Regions from separate parts of the Mus musculus genome. Here regions 1 and 2 are each linked to region 3. Evidence: chromatin loops called from intact Hi-C (ENCODE). Cell type or tissue: heart. All regions are shown on one strand. Region 1 overlaps Rps15a (ribosomal protein S15A). Region 2 overlaps Xylt1 (xylosyltransferase 1). Region 3 overlaps Xylt1 (xylosyltransferase 1).

Region 1 (8,000 bases), 550 kb before region 3:
TTTTAAGCCCCAGTGGATGCTGGGAAGCAAACCTACATCCTCTAGAAGAGCAGCTATTTCTCTGAGCCATTTCTCCAGCACCATTTTCCCCTCTTTTAAAAGCAGGTCTTGCAGTGTGGCCTAGTCTGGCCCCCTGAGGTGTTTGCATTGCATGGCAGGCATGTCCACAGGAACACCATAGTTCTCACCACTCGTACAGCACAGCAAGTGGGGTGCCGCAGGGGATTATCACTTGAGTATAAAATAAGGGTTGCTTTAGATTGAATAGGATAACCACGCGTTCTCAGAACAATCAAGGAAGGCTGGGGTGAGCCAGCACCGACCTTAATTGTTTACTTAGTAAACTACTAAATGTATGCACGTGTAAGCTTTTGCCTTGATTGAGGTCAAGCTGTCGAGAAATGGTTCTCTTTACAGTGGATCCAGTCAGGATTGGCAGCAAGCACCTTTGCCTGCTGAGCCTACATGTTGTATAGAATGGCAACGTTGTGTAGAATGGCAGTACATTAAATGGGTTTTTCATTTACGAAGTGTGCTGGCTGGTTTTGTGTCAACTTGACACAAGCTGGAGTTCAGTTGAGGAAATGCCTCCATGAGATTCAGCAGTTTTCTCAGTGATGGGGGGATGGGGGCTAGCCCCTTGTGGGTGGTGCCATCTCTGGGCTGGTAATTCTGGGTTCTGTAAGCAAGCTGAACAAGCCAGGGGAAGCAAGCCAGTAACATTCCTCCATGGCCTCTGCATCAGCTCCTGCTTCCTGACCTGCTTGAGTTCCAGCCCTGACTTCCTTGGGGATGAACAGCAGTGTGGAAGTGTTAACTGAATAAACCCTTTCCTCCCCAACTTGCTTCGTGGTCATGTTTTGTGTAGGAATAGAAACTCTGACTTAAGACATAATGGTTTTGAGATTATGGTTTTATTTATGACTATGGTGAGCCCTACTGAAGAAGCCTCAGCATTCAGATCTATCGTATCCTGCCAGTTGCTTGAAGCATGAATTTGAGTGTCCCTTCTAAATAGGTTTTCATTTCTGTGAAATGGGTACAAAGAGGCTATGTTCTAGTACTGTGGTCAGGCTTGGGATAAACTGTAAAATGAAAGTGGTGCTTGGCATAACACTATTTTACTTGTTTTTAATCCTGAGAGGGAGTCTGAATGCTTCTGGGAAGAAGATGTGGAGTCCGGACTGACCTGTCCTGACTATAGTATGTCTGCAGTCCTAATAACAGCCCCTGGGGGGTTCTTCACTCTTCTCAGCTTTTGTACTCAGAGTGATGGGGGCTAGTGAGGCTGCCATGTGGGAAATCTAATAACCAGGGGTATTGGGAAAATTGAGATCCTTTTCTGTAGATGATGAATGAGGGCAAAGAGAAGCAGTAAGTATTTGGGGCCTGAAGCAGAGAGATGAGGGGAAGGGAAGTTATAATGGAAGTCTTGAGTCAGCTGACAGGAATCATGAGTCAGCAGAAACCTGAGTGACCAGGAGTTGTGAGTCAGCAGAAAGTATAGATAGCAAAGATGATGAGTCACCATCATTCTTGGTGAATCAGGGCTGAACTGTTGTTACTGAAATTCCTTTTTGGGTTCTTGGTCTTATCAATGAGATAATTTAGGGGCTGGGACAATGGCTAGGTTGTTAAGAGCACTTGCTGCTCCTGAGTGGATTCAGGTTCGGTCCCCAGCACCTCCGTCGGGCTGCTCACACTAGCCTATGACTTGGGCTCCGGGGAGTCTGACACCCTCCTCTGGCCTTCAAGTGTGCTTGTACACGCCTGGGGGTGGGGTGGGGGGAGATGGAGTAATGAAATGAAATTTCTGATTTTTTAAGTCTTTGAAAGTAAAATACAATTATGTTGGCCTCTCTCCCTGTCCTTTTCATTCAACCTCTCCTATGTGCTCTCCTCTTACTCAATTTCTCGAATTTATGGCCTCTCTTTGTGCGAACATGTGTGTGTGAATAAAATAAAGCATTTTTTTTAAAACCTCTTGTCTGAATGGCTTCTGAATTGGTGACCTTTTGAATAAGCTTGCCTGGTTTCTACCTGATCACACTATGGTGTGGTGAGCAGCTGGACTTGCAACAAACAAAACATTGGTTTCTTGCTCCTTCAAGACTGCTGGGCACTGGCCATGTCACACCTCTGGGTCTGTCACCTTGCCTGACTGCTGCTTAAAGCCACTCAGCACACACACACTCCCAGCTGTGCACACAGTCGAAGGAGGCTGACCCTTGTACGCAGCAATTTTCATTTGGGACAGGTTGCTAGAAACCTTGATAATCTCAGAGTGTCACTGCCTGGGCTCTTCTAAGCTGTCCTGGCCTAGTATTCTCCAAGGTCAATTTCTTCAGCAATTTCTTTGTTCTGAAGGTTTCCTAATTAGCTTCTTACAGCTGTCTTTCTTGCTTAAGTAATAGTCTTAACTGTGGGTGTGTGGGGAAGCCTTGTGTATGGTTGAACCTTCTGGCATAGGCTATAGTTGCACAGTGTGAAGTCTGGAGAGAGGAGAGGGGAAGCCCTGGGTGTGTGATGAATGGGGATGCAAACTCGCACGTGGAGACTCATGGTGGCTCCCTCCTGTCTCCATGGATAACCAGATATGTACACTGCTCACTTACTCCAAGATCTGCATATCTGAACTAGCCCAATCCTTTCATCCTTTCAAAACTGATTTCAAAACCACGCCCAAGACAACTTCCACCTGGTGCCACATGGCATGGGCAAGGTATAGCACTTCTGAGACCATTCCTAAGAGGACCCCAGACACCCAGAGACTGGGCACCACTAGGATGACCAAGTGGTAGAGAGATGGAAGAGAAAGAAACAGAAGAATGTGCACAATGAAGAGAGGCAGAACTAGAGAATCAAGGAGCCTGATTTGAGTACCACCTAAGGCCGTAGTGAGGTCCTGGTCTTTAGGTCCTTTGTTACCACCAAAGGCTAGTCAGATGTCCCTGGTCTGGGCTGCTGCCCTGTCATTGTATGAGGATTGTGCAGAGCTGGCCCCATCCCTTGCCTCCCAGCCCTAGGAGAGCTAGCCATGAAGGTGGAGAGTAGGAGAGCTCACCCTATCCACCCCTAGCCGGCTGCAGGTCCTACACCTCACCTAGGAAGCACAGTAGAGCTGGCCCTGGTAGTGGGAGTTGTTGGTAAACTGGCCCCAAGGGTGTGAGCATGGCAGAGCTGGCCCTGCCACTTATCTGTTGTGTGGTGGCATAGGTGAGGGGAAACATGCTCCCTCCCCCACTCTTTACCACCTGTAGCAAGTGGCAGAGCCGCCCAAGGGCATGAGAGTGGGAGAACTGGCTCTGCCCTTAACAGTTGCAGTGCAGGAGAGCTTTCCCTGGTGCTGTGGGTGTGGGAGAGCTGGCAGGTGAGCAGCTCAGATACCATCCAGGCCCAGATCCAGGGCTTTGAGTTGGCACACCCCAATATCAACTCCATCTGTGGACTGCTGGAGAGCATGAAGGGGCAAGTCCTACACATCTAAAGCTACAGGATCTCCACGACACAGGGTGACAGTAGGGTGTCCAAGGGGAGTCCTAGTAAGTTTCCAGTATTGATAGTGTAGCAGAAGCCAGAGGCCTTGAACTAGACAAATGACTCATTGCAATGAACATTTGCAAGCAAAGGAGTATGGACAAAAGGGTGTACTGTGGGACATGCACACTGCAGCTTCCACACCAGGTTTTTTTTTTTTTTTGGTGGGAGGTTGCAAGGGTGAAGGACAGTACGAGAGAACAAGGAGATGGGTGGGGTTGGGTTGCATGTATGAAATTCATGAAGAATCAATAAAAAGTTAAATAAAATTAAAACCAGTTATCAATCCATCATGAGTCTTGTTAAATTCTCTCCAGGCTCCCATGAGTGCTTCAAGCATCCTCTCTGCAGTTTCATGGAGTTTCCACTAGGTGACAGCACAGGACCACAAGTATCTTGAAACAGTTTGCTGCCATTAACCTATGTCTGGACTGGAAACCTTGTTGAGATGAGGCAAATTATTCATGGCCACAGAAAGAAGGTTCAGAAGGAGGGAGGATGTGTATCGTTGGCATTGGCCTTCAGGTCAAGGAGAGTTTGTCGTAGCTACTTTTCTACTGCTGCGACAACATTCTAAGACCAAGAGAACTTAATTGTGCCAGGCGTGGTAGCACACGCCTTTAATCCCAGCACTTGGGAGGCAGAGGCAGGCGGATTTCTGAGTTCGAGGCCAGCCTGGTCTACAAAGTGAGTTCCAGGACAGCCAGAGCTATACATAGAAACCCTGTCTTGAAAAACAAACAAACAAACAAACGGAGAGAACTTAATTGTGACTTGCTTACAGTTTCAGATGGTGGGCTCATGACATCATGTCAGGGAACATGATAGCAGGTATGAATGAATGATGCTAGAGCAGGAGGAAGGGAGGGAGGGGGAGACTGAGTGTGAGGACGAACTGGGCTTTTGAAAACCCCAAGCCAGATCCTAGTGACATACCTCCTTCAACAAGGCTATACCTACTAATCTTTCCTAAACAGTTCCTCCAACTGGGGGTCAAACATTAAACATTCAACTATATGACCCTCTGGGGTCCATTCTCATTCAAACCACCACCACAAGATTGTTCTGAGGACTGGGGGGATAGGTTGTGCCCAACAACCCATTCACCCATCCATCTACCTACCTATTCACTACCCACCCATTCACCTACCTACCCACCCATTCTCACACATACACACACACACACACACACACACACACACAGAGAGAGAGAGAGAGAGAGAGAGAGAGAGAGAGAGAGAGAGAGAGAGAGAGAGAGAGAGAGCACATACTAATACATGTCATACCAGACACAGAGCATAGCTCATCTCCTTCCCTCCCGTCCTTTGGAGCATCTGGCTATATGGTACAACAATTGCAATTCTCCTTCTTCAGACTACCATTAGATTACCATAACTGGCATTATTGGTGTGTGCCAGCATATCCAGTTCCAACACTGCTTTTATTGAATGTACAGCTTTCTTTGGTTCATTTGTGTTTTTGAGACAAGGCCTCACCCTGTTGGTAAGACTGGCCTGGAACTTGTCACTCTCTTGCTTGTAGTCTCTGAGTGCTGGGATTGCAGGTGTGCCTGGGAGTCAGGGCTGCTTTCATCTCTGGCTCGGTGCTAATGACTGTTAGATCCGTCTGTGTTGTTCATTCTTTGCCTCCCAGTTTTAATATTACTTTCTCTTCTGCTGCACTTTTTAATATAAACCAGATAATCGTCTGGAGGCATTTTTGCCCCTTGTGATCTCAATAAAGTTTCCCCAAATGCTTCTTCCTGCCCACCCCACTCCCACTCCTAAGGGAGAACCAAGACGACTCCGACTTCTGCTAACTCCTAGCTTTCCTAGCTCTAGGGCTCTGCTTCCTTAGGGGGATGCTGTGACCTACAGCACTCAAAAGCTTTAGGTTTTTTTTTTTTTTTAATTTTAAAAAATGTGGTGGCAGGGTAAATAAATTAATATTTTATTAGCACTAACAACCAGGAAACAACCTGGGCCTGTATGAGCTTGGCTGGCTCTTGGAAGGTTCGGAAGAGGGACATAGGGACATCATTACGTTCCAGACCTGGGTTTCTCATTTCTCACCCGCCTAACTTCCTCCTCCGTCCCCAAGGGCTCATCCACTCAGCTGTGCATGGCTTTCTCCTGCTATGCAAGTGGAGGACTGAACATTTTTTGCACAGTTAGTAGTCCGCTGCCAGCTAGCCCACCCTGAGTGCTCACAGAAGGTCATTCAGCACATGGTCTGGGTCACACTGAGTTTGTGGTGTCCAGTTAGACACAGTCAGGTAGACAAGCACAGGGTACAGGTTTAAGGACTCACCAGCATGATGAGGTGTTCCATCTGTATGGAAGGCAGGGCTCTCTGACCTCCAGTGACCAGGAGCAGCTTGTTCTTCAGTGACAGGGTCCTAAGTGGGACCAGGAGGTGAGAAGATCAAAGAGAAGACAGGAAAGTTGAGGTTGGGAGGAAAGTCTCCCACAAAGTATGTCTCATGCCCAGCAAGTTCAGTAAGAGTTACAGCATCTTAACTATTTGCAGGGAAAGAAGCAAATGGACAGAGTTAGTGGAAAGCTATCACACAATGGGACGAAGTCAGCAGGAGGCTAGCCAAGTAGTGATACACAGAAGGGACAGAAGATAGCTCAGAGGCATCAGAGACTGAGCTCACTGCGGCTTCTCTCCCATTTACCCATATGTATATACATACATATCCACCCCATCCCATCCTACCCACCGCTCATCTACTCATCCCTCTCATCTATATACCCAGTTACCTGCCACCCATCCACTCATTCATTTGGGGGGAGGGTGGGAAAGCTGAGTTTCCGGGATTCAAAACTGTAACTCCTTTGAGATCCTGGTCTCAGATCCAGACCCACCATACAAAGTTTGTCCCTGGACAAGACACAGAGCTACTGTTCCCTTCGTCTTTTCATCAGGGACTCTGAGAAGGTCTGAGTCCGTCTGACTCACAGCACTCCAGGACCTGGCCATCCCCTTTTATAGCTGCTTTCTCCCATTGCTTGGTGAACTCCTAGGCCCTGCAGAGCCAAGAACTCAGGGAAATGTGTATGCCTTGCCATCCCCACGCCAACCCCCACAATCCTTCTTTCTGACAGGATTTGCCTATGTAGCCTAGGCTGGCCTCTTGCCTTGACTCCTGAGTGCTGAGATGATAGATGGGGCTACCTTGCAGGGCTGGCCACCCCTTTCTCTTAGATGCCGTCTGACGCGGGCCCTCGGAGGATAGTGCATTCGAATGACAGCACTCTCATATCTTTCCTTCTGAAGGAATCAGTCTAGAACCCTTTGGAAGGGGCCCTGAACCTGTTAGTGATCCCCTTTAAAAGGCAGAGGGGACTGGGATGATGACGTAACCCCTTCATCTGCCATGTAAAATTGAGATAGTTTGGGAATGTGTTATTTGACTTGGTGATGAGTGGGCCTCCGTGATAGAGGAAGATGGACAGCTCAGATCGGGGTAGAGGTTGGCAAGAGACCACACAATGAACTGGGTCACAGCTGAGACTTAACCAGGTGTATCTGAGCCACTGCCTGGGCTCCGAACAGGACTCATGCAGCCCCACATGCCTGCTCAAAGAGAAGGGAGGTGACAAAAAGGGTACATAGTGGGACAATGAGCTGGTGCTGGGCCCCAGTGTAAGACCTGGGGTAAGGAGGTCACAGAGATTACCCCTTCTCAGAGACACTGGCCCAAGTCTGTCCATTGCAGAGGTGTCCCTAGTTAGGAGCACTCAAGTAAGTTTGTAAAGGATCAGGTGTGTGTGTGTGTGTGTGTGTGTGTGTGTGTGTGTGTGTGTGTGTGTGCGTGTGTGTGCGTGTGAAGGGACGAGAGTCTGAGGACCACAGGAAGTGACTGGGGATTAAAAGCTTCTGTCACAACTCTTGTCCCCCTCTGAGATAGAGTTTATCTTTGTAGCCCAGGCTGGCCTTAGCTCACAATCCTTCAGTCTCAGACTCCTGAGTGCTGGGATTTTAGGCATACACTGGCCAGAATTATAGCCATTCATTGTACTTTCTGTCTTCTTAAATGAAGGATAAAGGTTCAGTTTTGGAGCCATGGGCTGTAGCAACAAGTCTCAACATGACTGATAATTAGAAATTTCGGCCCTGGACATTTGGCTCTGAGCAGAATACGAGAGCCATACCTAGCAGGCTGGGGCCCCGAATCCCAAGCCAACTTCGTACTGTGGGAATCAAGTGTGACTCACCATCAACGGGTGATCGGCCCTTCTTCCTCACTCACTAATGAAAATAGCTCAGCCCCTGTAAATAAACAGCTCACAATTTATGCAGTGGGAAGAAAGAAGTGTATGTGAGGAAAAGGAGGTGTCTTCATGGAAGGGGGATGTTAAGGTGTTCAGGCTGAGTTATGCAGAGGACTCGGGTCGGGACACTTCTCGTCTGGGTCTGCATCCTGTAGCTGTATACTTTCCCTGTCATTGTCATTG
Region 2 (8,000 bases), 83 kb after region 3:
CCTCTACACAGAATGGCCATGCTTGTAAGGCTCTGTATAGAAATCCAGTTTGAAACTTGGGTCTCTCAAAACAGATTTTTTTTTCCAGTACAGGTTTCTAGGAAGCTATGTAAATTAGCACCAGGCCAGCCTTCTTCAAGTACTGGGAATAAAGGAGAGTGAAGAAAACCCAGCAACATTCTAAACTCCTGTAGAGGAGAGAGGAGGAGAGGATTGAACATTGGGCTTCATGCATACTAGACAAACTCTCCACTGGCCCTTCACTTTAATCTCCTCACTTTAATTTGTATTTTCAGATAAGGTCTCCTTAAATTGCTTGGGCTGGTCCTCTGGAACTCACCGTATCTGAGGCTGGCCTTTAACTTGTAATCCCCTTGCCTTAGTTTCCCAAATTGCTGGTCTCACAGGCCTGCATCATCAGGCCTTGTTTCCGTTAAACATTTTTTAAATAGTACTGTATTACTGTCTGAGACAAGGACTTTCTGTGCATCCTATGCTGGCCTAATACTTGCTAGGCAGCTCAGGCTAAACTAAACCTATGGCCATCCTCACACTTCTGCCTCCTGAGTGTCAGGAAGACAGGAACACACTACCAGGCCACTCCCCTTGCCTTGATCCCCGTCTGACAACGTCTTCCTCGTGGCACATTTGAGGCATGGTCCCAAGCACATTCTAACTGCTGGACTTTCCTTGAAGAGGAAGAAAATTTGTCTTCCCCCAATTCCAGCTTTGAGTCCAAGTCCAAGCACTTCCCTGGCACAGCTCCAGGGACGTTGCCACAGAGACCCCTCACTCGCTCTGACTTTCATGCTGTCTGAGCACAGAGAGTCCCTGCACCCAGGAAAACACTATGGGAAGCTTTTCCTTCACTCTACCACACGTCAAAGCGGACCCACAAGGGGCTGATGAGGAGTCTTGGAGAAGCAGTTCGGGCCTTCCCTCCACAACTTCTCCCACCCTTTCCCTAGGATAGCATTCAGCTACGATCCACCAGAACTCAAGGTTTACTGGGCTACTTAGGGTGGGGCACGCAGGCTCACTATTCTAGCCGTGCACTCATCAATTATAGGATCAATGATGTGCAGTGCCGGAGAGCTGAGCCCGGCTCCCTATTGAATGGCCACCCAGGGCAGGCCCCAGTTTACTCTTCCAGAGGTGAATTCATCCTCCCCACCTGTGGCTGGCAGCAGACTCTGTTTGTCCCACACAGCCCCTGGTCCTCCCCTCACCATCAGCCCGAGCCTGTTTGTCTCTTCTAACTGTCCCTCCGTCCATATTCATCTAGATATGAGTCAGAACAGAAGAAGCCGTGGCTCAGCCTCAAAATTAGCCACCTTCTCCAAAGCCAAATCCTAGCTAGTGCTGCACGGGGCATTGGGTGCATGCCCAGATTAATTAAGTTGTGCTTCATGGCCCATTTGGCTATTGTATGGGCTTATGCTTCATTGCTCAGACTCCCAGGACAGCGAAGAAAGGGGGAATGCAATCCTGAACCCCTAAGAACAACTTCACCGGGAAAGACCTTCCTTGGAAAGCTCTGGAAAATCTCTGCCAGCTATGAGGATGATACTGAGAGACTGGTCCTTTGACACAGCTCAGCATCTACTCCTTATCTTGAGTTCCAAAATCACAGACCCTGTCACACACAGTCGGAGTCAAAGGTTTATTTCAAAAGCTTCTGGGAGAGGGAGTACAAAGGGTCCTTATTTAGCATCTTAATTAACTGGCCAGGAAGAGGATGAAGCCCTCACAAGGGGGGGCTGTGTCATTAACACTCAGCTGTTCTCATGCCAACCACACTTCCTTCTCCTCCCTGGGTGCACACTGGAAATGTGAGACTCTCCCTAATCGGCTAGGTCCTGAGGACTCAAGGTATGACTGCATATCTGTGAGGTCTCACTCACAGTAACAACCGCCTTAATTGGAAAGGCTAACGAAGTGGAACTGGGTCAATGATGCCGTCTGCCTAATCCATCCTGTCTGTCTAAATTGGGACTCTTAGGTTTACAGTAGAGTAAATTCCTGTCTGTCAGAGAGAAGGCTTCAGGGGACCAAAGGGGAATTCACAACGTGCTCTCCCACTCCAGTAGAGTGCCGCTGGAATTGTAATGAGGATGCCAGGACCACAGAACCTCCGATGCTAGCGAGGGCGCTCAGGGCACCTTTTGCAATGACACTTTGGAGAAGGCAAATGGAGAACCAACTGAGGAGACTGAATCTCTGACCCCTTCATTCCTTACCCCTCCCTAGACCCGCACTCTCCAGTATTGGGATTTTGAGGTTCTGCTAGGCCTTGGCCACTTCAGTTGACCTACTGGGAGTTTCTCAGAATATGTCAAACACAGAAGTGAAAGATATCATTGAACATTGCCTTCTGTGGCTTTCCACCTCAAGAAGAATAAGACTCAGGTGTGAAGAAGAGGAAAACTATGTGGCGCGAGACATGGAACCAACCTGCAGCTTAGACTACGGCTCAATCTATAGTCCCCCCCCCCCAACCCCCAACCAATAGAAAGCACAGAGAAAATACATGTCTGATCTTTTTGTGCACTGAGCTTGGGGTAATTTGTTATACTGTGGTCATAACTAACTTCCACACTCTCTAAACATTGACCTTAACTAAATGTTTAGTTGTAAACCCCCACAACCTTGGAACTCACTTCTCTTAAGTATAGAAATACACTCAAAGGAAACACACTGAAATAACTATAATAAACAGCTGTTATTTATCAGGGTCAGGCCTTCGGCTAGCTAGACCATGACATCAAGCATGATACACTTGGCCATAAGGATCCTGGATGGTGAACCCTCTGAGTTCACCTTCTGCATCCTACGGGATTCTTCAGGAGTCACTAGAAGCCAAAATAACACTAAAGGAGATGGCCACCGAAGATTCTCTTTCCCCAGGAGCTACACAGCTTCTGTTCCTCTGGTTTATTAACTTTATTACTTAATCAAGGTTTAGAACAGCTAAACACTACAGTGTGAGTGAGCATCCCTTGCTCAAAATGTTTGGGATCAGAAGATATGTTGGAATTTCAAGCATCTACAGTCGTGATATGAACTGACCTGATGTCCCTTTTCCTAATTTTGAAGCCCTGTGGGTTTGGGAAGTAGGAAATGCTCACCAACAACAGCAACTAATAATGGCTGAGTCCTTTCCACATTCCAGGCCCTGGGTCTGTCTCCTATGCAGCCATCAGTTCAGTTTCCCCTGAGGGAAGAGACAGAGGGTAGAGACAGAGAAGCTGATGGCTAGAGAGAGCTGGAGCAACCTGCCCAAGGTCTCACTGCAGAGCGCTGAGCCATTGATGGCCCTCTCTTTTTTACAACTCCTGGAGAATATAGTCCAACTCACAAAAAGACATCTCCCACTTTGGATCACGTCTACCAGAGACAAAGAGTCAGCAATAATCAGTACCAAATCAACAAACAGCAGAACATACCCACACACCCCACCCACACCCACACCCACACACTTTTAGTTGTTTTAAGGTTGTAGACGCTGTTGAGAGAAATTAACACAGGAGCCATGACTGGAAATGAAGCTGGTCTCTGCCCCAGAGGGAACTGGAGGATTTAGCCAGATCAGTTGACATGTGCTTTCTGTGTTCTGGGCCAGCAGCCTGCACTGTGTCTGCCGGTCACCACAAGGAAAGCTGTGCATGAGTCAGAGAGACTCTGTGTACACTTGCCTCTGGGCTGGCTGTTCAATCTGAGGAGAGCCAGATTACGGTTTTAGAGAAATGAAACTCTTCTGCCCATCACAAGTCTTGTTTATAAGATCAGGAAGCTGGACTCAGATATTGTGTAGTCCACAGAGACCAAAGGCCAGAGTCTAACAAGCAATTAAGCTTCAGGTGAGACAACAGGGAGGGGGAAGGTGTGCCTTAGAACCCCAGGCATACCCCAGGCATTTCTGGGTTCCTGGTTTTTGCTCTAAGGACATCACAGGAGGTTTGTTATTAGATGTTAGGCAATGGCTCGGGGTGGAGGTGACAATGACTCATGCCTTTCACACAAGACCTCTGAAGTCAGCAGGCCCTTACAGTATACCCTGTCTGTCAGTCATTCCCATGAGATGTGTCTGAAGACTAGCTTGGCTCTCTCTCACTGTGAACCCTATGACTGTGGCGAGAACTGAACATTTTCTAGCATGGAGATGTGCTTTAACTGGGGGCACAGCTCAGCTGGTACAGTGCTGACTGCCATGCACAACGCCGCAGGTTCAATTACCAACACCATATAACCTGGGTGTAAAGTTACATGCTAACCATCCCAGAATGTGGGAGCTAGAGGAAGACTGGAAGTTTGTTCAAGATCATCTGCAGGGAAGAGAGGGCAGGCTAGAGGTTAGCTCTGGTTCAAATCATGGTTAATTACTGTATGAGTATTTGCTTGAGTCGCCATAGCAACACACAAAGTAGTCAATATAAATAATAGATATCCATTAGCTTACTCTTCTAGAGTCAGAAGCCCTGGGTCAAGGGGCTTCAGGTTTGCTTCGAAGACTTCTCCTTTGGCTTACAGAGGCCCCTTCTGACTACTGCCTCATATGACCTTTGGTGTCTCTGTAACCAAACCTCTTCTTCATACAATGACACCACATCAGACCCACCACAAAGGCCATCTTTTTAGAGACCCTATCTCCAAGTACAGTAGCATTTGGAGGTGGTGGGGGTTCAAGACTCCATGATGAATGCTGAATGGACTCTATTCAACCTACAGCAAACGGCAGACAGCAATCTCAGGGGACAGAACAGAAGATACTAGGTTCCCCAGAGGTCATTGTGAATGTAGGATCTAGAACTTACTGTGTGGGACATATGGAGGTGTTCCTAATAAATATTCCAGCTTAACAAGTATAAACCTAGAGGAACCTGTGCCGACCTAGGAATGCAGTGTCCTGATCTTCGAGAGTAGTGACCAGCTGACATCATTAGTCGTCCAGAGCATTCCACTAAACCAGGTATTTAAAGTATGTCTATGCCTTTTAATCCTAGCATCTACTTGGATCTCTGTAAGTTTAAGGCCAGCTTGGTAGGCACAGAGAGGTCTAAGCTAGCCAGAGTTATTCCAGTGAGACTCTCAGGAAAAAGTTGCTTATGAGGTCAAAATAATCTTCTCTTGGTTTTTCTTTTTTTGTGTGTGTGCCTGGCTAATGAACACTTAGACATATCTGGGTGCACAACAATACTAAACCATAATTCTCTGAAAAGCAAGTTGCTGTAAATACTGACTGACTGACTCCATGTCACCAAAAAGCACCTAAAAGTCACCATGTCATTTCAAATGCTCTCTCTGTGCCAAAGAGATGCACTAGTTATAGCCCTGGCTGGGGAGGCAACCTGCTCTACATCACAGAGATTCATGGTGCCTGGGGGTGGGGTGTGATTTGCTTACAAACAGTGCTCAAAGGGGAGAGAACCAGGGCCAGGGACTTGGTTTCTCTGATGCCAGACATTGGTCCATTAGGAACTCACCTAACTGGGTATTCTAGGCAAGTGTTCAAAGGACCGACATCTTTACTGAATGCTCTTGGGATATTCTCACCTACAAGGATCCTGAGGGCCTCTGCCCTGTGTCAGGGGGATGTGACATGGTGAAGTAACAAAAGGCAGACCTTGTATCTCTACTCCACTGGCCACTGAGTGTCTTCTGCACACATGACTCCTAATACTTCTGATATGGGTGGTGTCCGTGTCCTGAGGAGTTTTCTGCAATATGCTAGCTATTAATTTCTTCCTACTTAGAGGGATCAGGTGTCTCTCTGGCCCCATGGAAACTGCCCAAGGCTGTCTCTGTCTTCTCTTCAATGTTTTCTCCCTAGGCATATGTCATTTTTTCTCACTTCTTTCTCATGCCCTAAACACAGCAATCAGTGCCACTTCAAGGGAGTTTGTTTCCATGGGATTTCCTTGGTGACTTCTTTCTCAGGTAGGTGGCCCTGTGTTGAAGGCAAGGCGCATGCCTGGCAAGTGGTCCTGAGTGATGAGGAAGGGATATCAGGGACACAGATCTCTCCTTGTCACTTCAGTGAACAGTGTTCTGCTTTGACTGCAGGCCAGAATCTCACACCTTGCTGAGGAGTGACACCTCACATTCACATAAGGATAAGGTGGAGAAATCAGAAACCCCATAGAGAAGGGAAATGTCACATCACGGCAGGTTTTTTTCCTAGTGACACACCCAGGCTATTGCTCCAGGGTACATGTCTTCCTCTTGCTTCCTTCAAATTTAAAAAAAAAGTTTTAAACACATATAAATCTCATTTCTTTTCAATATTCTTTCCATCTATTTTGTTCCAAATCCCTCCAATAATCAACAATCCCAGATCAAGCCTGTGGAGCTGGGAGTGCATTATCTACAGCCTTGGAAAATGTGAGAGTATGGCCCCAAGGGAACTCAGTCAGCATCGTAATGCCTCCCTCCCTTAGTGTGGAGACCCTGGAATATGGATGGTTAACAAATCTGTCTGCCACTGTACGCACTGTTTGTACCAGAGAGGGACCTGGGAGAGCTGGCAATGTCGCTGTCCAAGAATAAGGGCCTGAGCATGGACCAGCCCCCCCCCCCCCCCCCCCGCAGCTATGGAAAAGCCCAAAGCAGCACATACGCCTATGACCTCAGCTCTGGGGAGGCTGAGACAGGAGGATTCTCCAGGAACCCTGGCCAGCCAGTCAAATTGAATCAGTGAGCTCTAGGTTCAACAAGGAATCCTGTCTTGGAACATAAGGCGGTGGACTGGGGAGGCAGTTTCAGTGGCAAAGTGCCTACTTGCCAAGGGGAGCATCTCCAGCACTCACCTAGAAGCCAGGCCTGGCAGTGAGCACCTATAACCCTAGCACAGGGGGCAGGGAGGAGGTGGAGCTCAGGGGCTTGACTGGCAGCCAGTCTAGCCAGTGACATTCCGGAGAGACTCTGCTCCAAAAACCTAAGATGGAGAAATATCAGGAAACACCTTCTGGCAACCTCCATCCTGGACACATGTTTTCATGAACACACACACACACCACAGCACAACAAATAAAGAAGGTCATATGTCTGGCCACCACTGACAGTAATCAGAACACTGGGGAGCATCAGGCTCCTCTTGAGTGTAAGACATTTTCCTAAGTGGGTCACTGAAATTTCATGTCTAAGAGGTGACATTAAAAGCCCATGTAACGGATGGTGAAACTGATGTTTGGAGAAATAATTTGCCCAGGGTGGATCATTGGTAGGTATCTCTTATGGTTTGGTTTAGCTCTAAAGTGACTCTGTAAAAGGCTCATATAGTGAAGGGTTGGTCCCTAGCTGGCAAAGTGTTTTGGAAATATTTTGGAAATATTAGAGGGTGATGCCTAGTTAGAAGAAGTAGGTCATAAGGAGTGCAGCTCATTAGTGCTCTCTCTCTCTCTCTCTCCCTCCCTCCCTCCCTCCCTCCCTCCCTCCCTCCCTCCCTCCCTCCCATCCTCCCCTCTATCCCCACTTCCCCCATCCTCCCTGTACACCATTAGATGAACAGGCACGCCATGCTTCCCCCACCATGGTACCCTGCCTCAGCATGATCCCTACGGATGAACCCTGTGGAACCCTGAGCCAGAAAGGAATCAAACCACCCTCCCTTCTGCTGTTCTCCAAAGGATTTTAGTCCCAATTGTAGAACGGCAACTGTTGCAATGCCACAGCCAGCACTTGGAACACAGAGCTCAGGGCCACGGATGCACGTGTTGCCTACCCACTGTGGAACAAGGCCTATGTGGTTAACCATAAGATGAATCTGAATCACTCGCCACATTTCAGTTTAATGGTTAGTACCTACTAGGAACCTACAAAGACTAGGGGATCGATCAGATGCTCCTAGTATGAGGTCTCCTCATTTCCTCCCTCTGGGTCTTTGAGTCAATGGAAAAAAAAAGTTTGCCTCATAAGCATAAAGTCCTGAGTTCATTTCCCAGGGCATGTAAAAGCTGGGGAGATGGGCACAGGTGCCTGGAACTCACTGGGCAGCCAGTGTA
Region 3 (8,000 bases):
AAACCCGAAGCAGCAAACAACAACAAGCAAACAACACTCCTCCTCCCGGGCAGAGCGTGTGTTGTGCTTCCTGTGTCCCCTGAGGACAGGAGCCAGAATAAATCTTTCAGTTGTTGTTTTCAGGCTCTTGTCACATCAACACAAAAGTAACTAACATAGCACCCTTGGGGACTGAGACCTGTGCCTGAGCCACCCATGGTAGGCAGCAAAGAGGTGTTGCCTTTGTGCCTTCAGAATGGCACTAATTGTGTTTATCTTCGGGAGACAGGAGAAAGCAGGCAACTTTCTAAAACCGAGTACGAGGTAGGGAATTGGCTCAGTGGAAAAGGGCAGCGAGCATGAAGGTCTGATTTCAGATCTCCAGAACTCCCGTAAAAAGCCAAGCACCGTTGTGTACAACCCCAGGGTGGAGGGTTGGGCAGAGAGAGAAAGATCGCTTGGCCGTCTAAGCCCAGGCTCAGTGAAAGACTCTGTAAAATAAGGCATAAGGCAGAGAAAGCAGGGCATCCGGTGTCCCCCAACAGGCACACACATAACACACACACACACTCAGACTTGTTCACATGCACACACTCAGATACACCTGTGCGCTCACACCTACACAGCCCACTCACGTGCATACACAAATGCCCATACACTAAATAAACAAAGGGAGACTCTGCCATCCTGCCCGTTGTCTTCCGACTTTGGTGGCGGGAAAGGTCCCCCGAGACAGGCGGTTGGCAACCTTCCAGTCACTCAGGCCTGTTTCTAAGTTGAGGTACATAGCACTCAGAGGTGAGCTATTAATTTGTGCTTTGTGACTCAGCCTCAATCTTGATTTAGGGCAACGGAAACTCTCCTCAAAATTGTGAAGAACAAATTAGTTTACTAATTTTGCCATTAAGAGCTGATCAGTGGGACACAGTTCCCACCGTCCTGTAATCAATCACCATTTTCCATGTTTATCTCCTATTCAATCTTTACTGTAGGGTTCTATACACATCAATTTGTCCCAATGCTCTTCCTACATATGTTTTAAATTACTTTATCATTGTATAAATTTCACAGCCATTAAAAAAGCTCTAATACTGGAGTGGCTGACATGGTGTTAAAAATTGGATTAAATTCCACAGGGTAATAAATTGTGACCTAAATCCAATCTCTCATGGGTGACTGAAGGATACAATGAAAAATTATTGCTTTGTCATGTCACACAAATGCAAATACGCTGAGCGACCAGAAAGTGACAGAGAAATGGGGCAGCCATAAGTCTGTTCCTTATCTAAAGCGACCGGCTAACTTTGAAGACCAGTCAGGGGGTCTCCGGTGGGATCGCCCCCCACCCCCACCCCCACCCTGGCCATCAGCAAGTGAATGGCCTGATGGGGTGAGCCTCTTGCAGCAGCTGGAAGGCACCACAGGCAGAACACTGCACAAGCTTCCGGCTTTTGTAGGTAGCAGAGCACATGACTAAGCCTCTGGCCATAGAACCCCTCGCCACTGAATCCTGACTCTGCCACTTGCTAACTGTGTGACTGTGGCCAGTTGTCTCTCTCCATGTGCCCTAATTTCCTGGATAACAGAGTTGGCAGGAGGAGCCACTGGGTTAACATAACTCACTTGCTAAGTATCATTCCTGGCAATCAGCCATCCCTGGAGCACTGCTAAGTGTGATCACAGGGTTCTGGACCCCTTGTGCATGAAGTTTGTGACCAGAAAGGCTCAGATTTCAGGGGTTTTTATATTTGAATTTTTTTTCCTAAACATAATGAGACAGTTTGTAGATGGGATTCAAGTCTAAACATGAAATTTATGCATAATTATTTACACTGTATGTATAATTTACACATATGCGTGAAGGTAATTTTATATGCTATTTTGAGAGTACCTGTTTTTGAATGCTGTCTCACAATGGGTCAAATTTGGCACGTTCCTCTTGGGAAGTGGGGTTGGTTATGCTCAGAATTAGGCAGACCTGAGCACCATGGCTCACACTGCAAGCTCAGCACTTAGGAAACCGAAACAGAAGAATCACAGGGCTTCAGGCCAGCCAGGGCTACAAAGTAATACCTTGTCTAAAAAAAAACAAAAACAAAAACAAAAAACAAAAACCAAAAAACCAAAAAACCAAAAAACCAAAAAACCAAAAAAACCAAAAAACAAATGTTGTATCTTGGAACATTTCAGATTTTGAATTTTTGGATTCGGTCTGCTCAATTTACGTCTATCTATTTGTTTAAGGACAAGAATTTATGTTGCTCAGACTTGTTTCAAACTCACCATGTATCCAAGGATGGCCATGAACTTCTGTCTTCGTACCTCCACTTCTGGAGTGCTGGAATTATAGGCCTGCTCCACCTTACCTAGTCTATTCAGTGCTAGGGCATGCTAGGTAAAGTATCGTACCCTTTGAGCTACTCCTCAGCCCCCTAGACTGTCTTATTTGAATTGCCATCCTAAGCAAAGCTAAGGCTTTCCCAAAGGTTCTGCTGCAGACCCAGATCTGCCAGCCCTTCCTGAAAGCTTCCAAAACCCAGCAACCACCAATCAAGGAATTGATCCTTATTGGGCCTGCAGGTGCAGGCCTGTTTTCCTGGTTATCAGAGTCTGGTTCTATGTATTTGACAATAGCCGGCTTCTCCTAGAACAGAAACTCTATGAAGGCAGCTATCTCCAACTGCCTTGTTCATGCATCTCATTCAAGCACCGTTACCTGGGATGCGGTACTGCTAAATACACATTAGATTCGTCTAACAATGAACTCAGCCTGCACAAGAATGTAAGCCGTTCCTCCCCAAGAGTGTTAACATTCTTAGCAGGTGCTTCCAAGGAAGAACGAATTTATACCCAACGACCATTTCTCTACCTATCTGCCCTGGAGACACTTCTGTCAGACTCACAGTTCTTCCCTCTACCCTACTTGATGCCAGGTGCATAATAGCCTGCACCTTCACTGCCTGTCTCCCATCCCCACCCTGCACTGTGAGTGTCATGAGATCAGTCATGTTTCTCTCATCCACCACATCTCCCATGTGGCCTCCTGTTTAATGTATGATGGGTGCTTGTTGGGGACTGGACATGGAATATTCTTTTAAAAGGCTCATGTACCAAAAGCTTGATCTACAGTTCTGTCTATGCTCAGAGGTGGAACTTTCTGAAAGTGACTGGCTCAGAAGGGCTCTGCTCTTGTTAATCCATCAACCCATGGATGGATGCATCTTTTGGTGGCGTTGTTAGGAAGTGATGGGAACTAGAAGGCAGCTTATTTTAAAGGGATGGGTCACTAGAGCCATGGCTCTGAAGGGTATATCTGGTCCCCAGACCTTCCCGACTTTGCATTCTTCTTGCCATGAGTGAGCAGCTCTGCTCTACAGCACAATGCCCATCATACCTGTCCTGGTGCTCTGTCCTGTCTTGCCACAGCCACAAAACAAGGAAGCCAAGTGACCAGGGACCACAACCTCTGAAACAGAGCCCAGACACCTTGCCTCCTTTAAGAGGTGTTGTTCTGGCAGTTTTGTCATAGTTAAGAGACACAGTCAACATGGCTGTTCAGTGCATACTTTGACTTAGTGAAACAGGTAACATTGAAGTGTGCTGGGGGAAGAGATCAATGTTCTTGTTCAAGATGAGTTTCCAGGGCATTCTTCGGGTACCCTACCCTCTTCCCTGGGTTGTGAAAAAGCCAGAGGATGTGAGCTAGGGTTTCTTTCATTCCCTTATCTCAAACCGCTCAATAGCAATAGATACTTGATGAACACCGAGCCTAGTGCCAGGTGCTAGAAGAATCAACAATTTTGTTCACATTTATGAAAAAAGAAGCTTGCCAACTGTAAACCCAAATTACCAGTATTCTCAGACTGCCTGTGACATTCCTGGCAAAAGGGTCCCAGATGCTAGTGTCTCCATGGTTACCCCGGGGGAGTGAGAGTTGTTGTGCTATGGGGCGAAGTAGCCAGGCAAGAGGAGACAGGCACCCATGTGCTCCAGGCCAGCAAAGCACCCTGCCTGCTCTGCCTCCCAGCCATGCAGGAGCTTTATCCGGTTCCAAAATCCCCTTCCGGCCGTGAACAAAAGGGAAGCCGATTAGTCAGGCTCTCTCTAGGCAGAGCTGCTCCAAGCTGCAGCTCATAAGCGCAGAGTGAGACGCCTGCTCCCAATCCGCTGGTCTACAGAGGTCATTGCGAGCGCACAAGCAAAACCCCCGGCTAGCCATGATCCTCTTGTTTAAAAATACACTTGGCTTGAGGAGTGCTTATTCATAAGGGAAGTTTCTAGAAGATGTGTCTGACCACAACCAGGAAAGGCCTCCTGCGTGTCCTGTCAGGGATGCTTTCCTCTTCCTGCGAAAGCTCTTCAGCTTGGTTTTCAGACACATCACTTAGGGACCAACACATTCGAGAGACAAGTTTTAAAGGAGAGTTACCGCTCCAGAAGGGGCAGCAGCTGGACATCTCTGGGGCAAGGAGGAGGTGGCAGAGGCGGGAGGGAGGCAGAAGGGTCACTTTTGATGTTAGCTTTCTAGAAAGCCAGCTGCCTTTCTTCTCAGTTTTAACAGCCAAGTGCCTTAGAAAAATCTCAGTAGAACTGTCCTGGGGCGGGGGGGGGCACGGAGATTTGGGGGGCTGTTGGCTATAGCTCCCTGAGACACACATATGCTGATGTATCCTATAGCCAACTTGATTGGACTGAGAGGCACCTAGGAGACAAGGGAAGTAGTTTCTGGGCGTGTCTTTGGTGGCATTTCCAGGTGGGATTAGCTTAGAGGGGAAAGCAAGCCCCCCACTGTGGGAGTTGCCATCCTATAGGCTTCAGACCAAGATGGACTAAAGAAAAGAAGAAGGTTTCCCCCTTAGCTCAGACTTTGCCTCTGCTTCCTGGCCTCTGTGCCATGAGCTCTTGTGCTTTGGCAGGCCCCCTCTACCACAAGGGGCTGAGACTGAGTCTCCAGAGGATTTGGGAATGAGGTAAAGGCAGGGGTGTGGCTTCAGCCCTAGACTTTCATGATCTCGATTTAAAAACGACCTTTCTTCTTTGTTTCCAGTTCAAGATGCCCTTGCCTGTTACACTTGTGGAGTTATAGTCCGTAAAACACAGGAAGGATCAGTCAGGGTGACTTGGGACTCCTAAGGTGGAGAGACCAAAGGGTGGACAGGAATTCCATGCAACTCTGTGAGTGTTGTGTATGAGCACATGTGTGTGTGTGTGCGCGCGCGCGCATATGTATGGGTGTGTATGTGTGCATACATGCATATGAGAATTCACATACAATTTCATGTGTGTGGGTATGTCTGTATGAGCATGTATGTGTATGTGTGTTTGCATGCATGTGTATATGCATTTTTGTGTATAAACATGTATGTGTGCATGCACATGTGTACTTGCATGAGTGTGTGTGTCTGCGCGCGTGCACGCATGTGTGTGTGTGTGTGTGTGTGCGCATCAGCTTTGTGGCTGCAGTGAGTGTCCTATCTTTGGGAGGAAGGGTTTGCTGGGGATCTGGAGACAACTTCTTCTGAGGTCATACTCAAGGACAGGTCTTTCCACAAAACCCTTAAGAATCTCTCTCTCTCTGCATGTTCCTTGGTAGACAGTCTATAGGAGTCTTCTGCCCTTGTATACGTGCAAGCAGGTAACAGCCGTCTTCAAATGGAATGGAGGAAGACTTCTATTCACTTATTTCAAGATTATTCTCTACAGGAGGCAGAAATCAAAGGTCAGAAAAGGAAGAATGGCCCTGTAGGGAGCCAGTCTTTTCCAGAGTGTCCCCTGGGCTGAGTGGGGACAAGGCTGAGAGACAGGCAAAGCAGAGGAGACACAGAAACAAAGCTCCTCACAAAAGTCAACATGGAAAATGAACTTCCCTTCCTCTGGATCTGTCCCTAGGCTCTGACGAACTGGCCTTCAGTGGCTACGGTCTGGGTGAGGCCCAGTGCATGCCTCTGTGTGGGGAGGACCAGCGAGGTTCCTATATTGTCTGATGTCAAGTGTTCCCCCTATTGTGCCTCTTTTCCTCATTTTGCAAGAGATAAAAAAGGACCACTAGGCCAAAGCCCATCCCTCCAGAGCAGACGGAATTCCGGGTGTCATGGTTTCCAGAAGGGAAGGCAATCTCCCTGTGGGGTGTAATTACATCCCTGCTTTTCGCAGAAGAATAGTTTATGGCTTAAATGCTATTAATTGTAAGCCATTCTGTTTCACGGGAAGTTGTTCATTGATAACTACCCAATTAGAGTTATTTTGCAATTAGTCTATTCACAGTAAATTTACTGCAAAGGGGAGGCCACGGTGCAGGAAATTAAAGCATCGTGGGTCTGGTGTGCCATGTGTCTTAAATGCCAACTCCATTAACCAGTTTGGAGGTCCCTGGAGGGCATGCCACCTTCGCCAAGGCAGAGACAGCCAACCCCGCAGGCAGCCCCAGTGAGCTCACGCTAGCTTGCAGACATTTCAGCACGACCCAGGAGAAGCACGGGAAACGCTGAAGGCTGCTATTCGGTGGTGGATGACTGTGGAGTAAGCGTTAAGGCTCATATCTGCGTAATGTGCAGCAGTGACCAGGTACATTCACTTAACTGTGCAGTCTTTAAACCCTCTGCGATGAATAAATACAACACCAAGGCACAGAGAGGGCAGGCAACTTGCCGAAAATCTCAGAGCTTGCAGAGGAAGTCTGAGATGCAAATGCAGGCACTCCAGTCTGGCACACATGCCCCCCCATTATTGCCACAGGCTCCCTGTTTCCTCAGCTGACACCCTCCCTTCTCCTTCAGACTGTACTGAGGAGAAGGGGGCACACCTCTCAGGCAGCTAAATTTCTTTGGGGTTTGTATAACTCAAGCTGAAGTGAGAATCTGTTTCCCCCCTGAAGACTATCAAACTTGTGGAAGCAGACTCAGACTCTTCATCCTGAATTCCAATACCGGCTTTGCTGTCTGTTAGGTGGATGCCTCCACCCAAATCCTAAACCTGTCTGAGCCTCAGCTTCCTCAGAAAAGGATTCCCGGAGATAGAACAGCACTGACTACGGATGATTCTTAGCGTAATGATGGATGACGTACGGCTTTTCAACTTGATAACATTGGGAACGAAAATTCATCCCAGCACTATCCTGCTTCCCCCTTTCACTGCAGCATTTACTACCTTACACAAGGCAGTCAACACATTGTCTTAATCTAAGCTTTGTTTTTGTTGCCTTTGACCAACCATAGGCTCAGAAACTTTCTCAGCACATTTAAGGTGGACCAGACTATACTACAACATTCCATAGGTCAGATGTATTGCATGTCTTTTTGACTTCATGAAATTTCTACCTTAAATTAGATGCCCTGGATGGAAGCCTCTTGCAATCTGGAAAGCAGTCTGAATCCACTGGAACCTAACCAAGTGCATTGATGTTTGTGTATTGTCTCTTAAGATCTGTGATAAAGATATACAGCCCAATGACCATACAGATTTGCTACTTGGCCCTTCAGGGAGCAAGCATGCAAGCTCTAAGCGTGACAGGAGCCGTATTACCTTGGTTCAGACTTCCAAAATGCCCCTGCCTGGCACTGGCTAAGAACAGCTCTTGGAAACATTGCATTCCACTTAATTATTGCTGCACACAAAGTGCCAAGTGCAATCAAGAACACAGACAGGAACCACCTGGACCACACGGAGGCTTGGGAAGGGAGAATCTTCTAAAATCTGTCTATTGAACAGGAAGTGTTGCATAGATGCATATTTGCTGCTACAAGCTCAAAAGGTCACGCTGAACTTGACTAAGAGGGAATGTGTGAAGGCCATGTTAGCCTTCCTTTCCCATCTTTCCTTGGGACACTTGGAGCTTGGGACCACAACCCGTCTAATAAACTGTATGGATACATAGAACCATGAAGAGGTGTCCCTCAGGATCCATGGGGATTTGGGAACCAGACCCTATAATTCCCATATCTAACAGTGTCCTTTCTCTTAGATGAAATGGTATGGTGTTTGCTTATATCCTGCACATCCTCCTCTATGCTTCAAATAATCTC

The links. A loop is a pair of places that touch in the nucleus more often than their neighbours do. Peaks named below come from ENCODE experiments on the same cell type or tissue, not always from the same donor. Only the 100,000 strongest peaks of a DNase experiment are listed, where the experiment ranks them.
Region 1: it touches region 3 in a loop (3-fold over the local background); 3 of 42 quality-filtered maps call a loop at or near these places.
Region 2: it touches region 3 in a loop (2.0-fold over the local background); 3 of 42 quality-filtered maps call a loop at or near these places.

What each region holds. Positions count from the first base shown.
Region 1 is chr7:118,098,354-118,106,353 of GRCm38, reverse strand. It overlaps Rps15a (ribosomal protein S15A), which reads left to right. Exons shown (of 5, transcript NM_170669.2): 5 at 1-1,980. Among named protein-coding and RNA genes, the nearest start is that of Rps15a, 14 kb to the left of the region's middle. In heart, a CTCF peak has its summit at 3,893 (motif pointing right); no DNase peak of the experiment used is centred here.
Region 2 is chr7:117,466,340-117,474,339 of GRCm38, reverse strand. All of the region lies in intron 1 of Xylt1 (xylosyltransferase 1), which reads right to left. Among named protein-coding and RNA genes, the nearest start is that of Xylt1, 89 kb to the right of the region's middle. In heart, no CTCF peak of the experiment used is centred here; DNase peaks (open chromatin) are centred at 3,659 and 3,979; H3K27ac peaks cover 1,251 bases.
Region 3 is chr7:117,549,455-117,557,454 of GRCm38, reverse strand. All of the region lies in intron 3 of Xylt1 (xylosyltransferase 1), which reads right to left. Among named protein-coding and RNA genes, the nearest start is that of Xylt1, 170 kb to the right of the region's middle. In heart, no CTCF peak of the experiment used is centred here; a DNase peak (open chromatin) is centred at 4,084.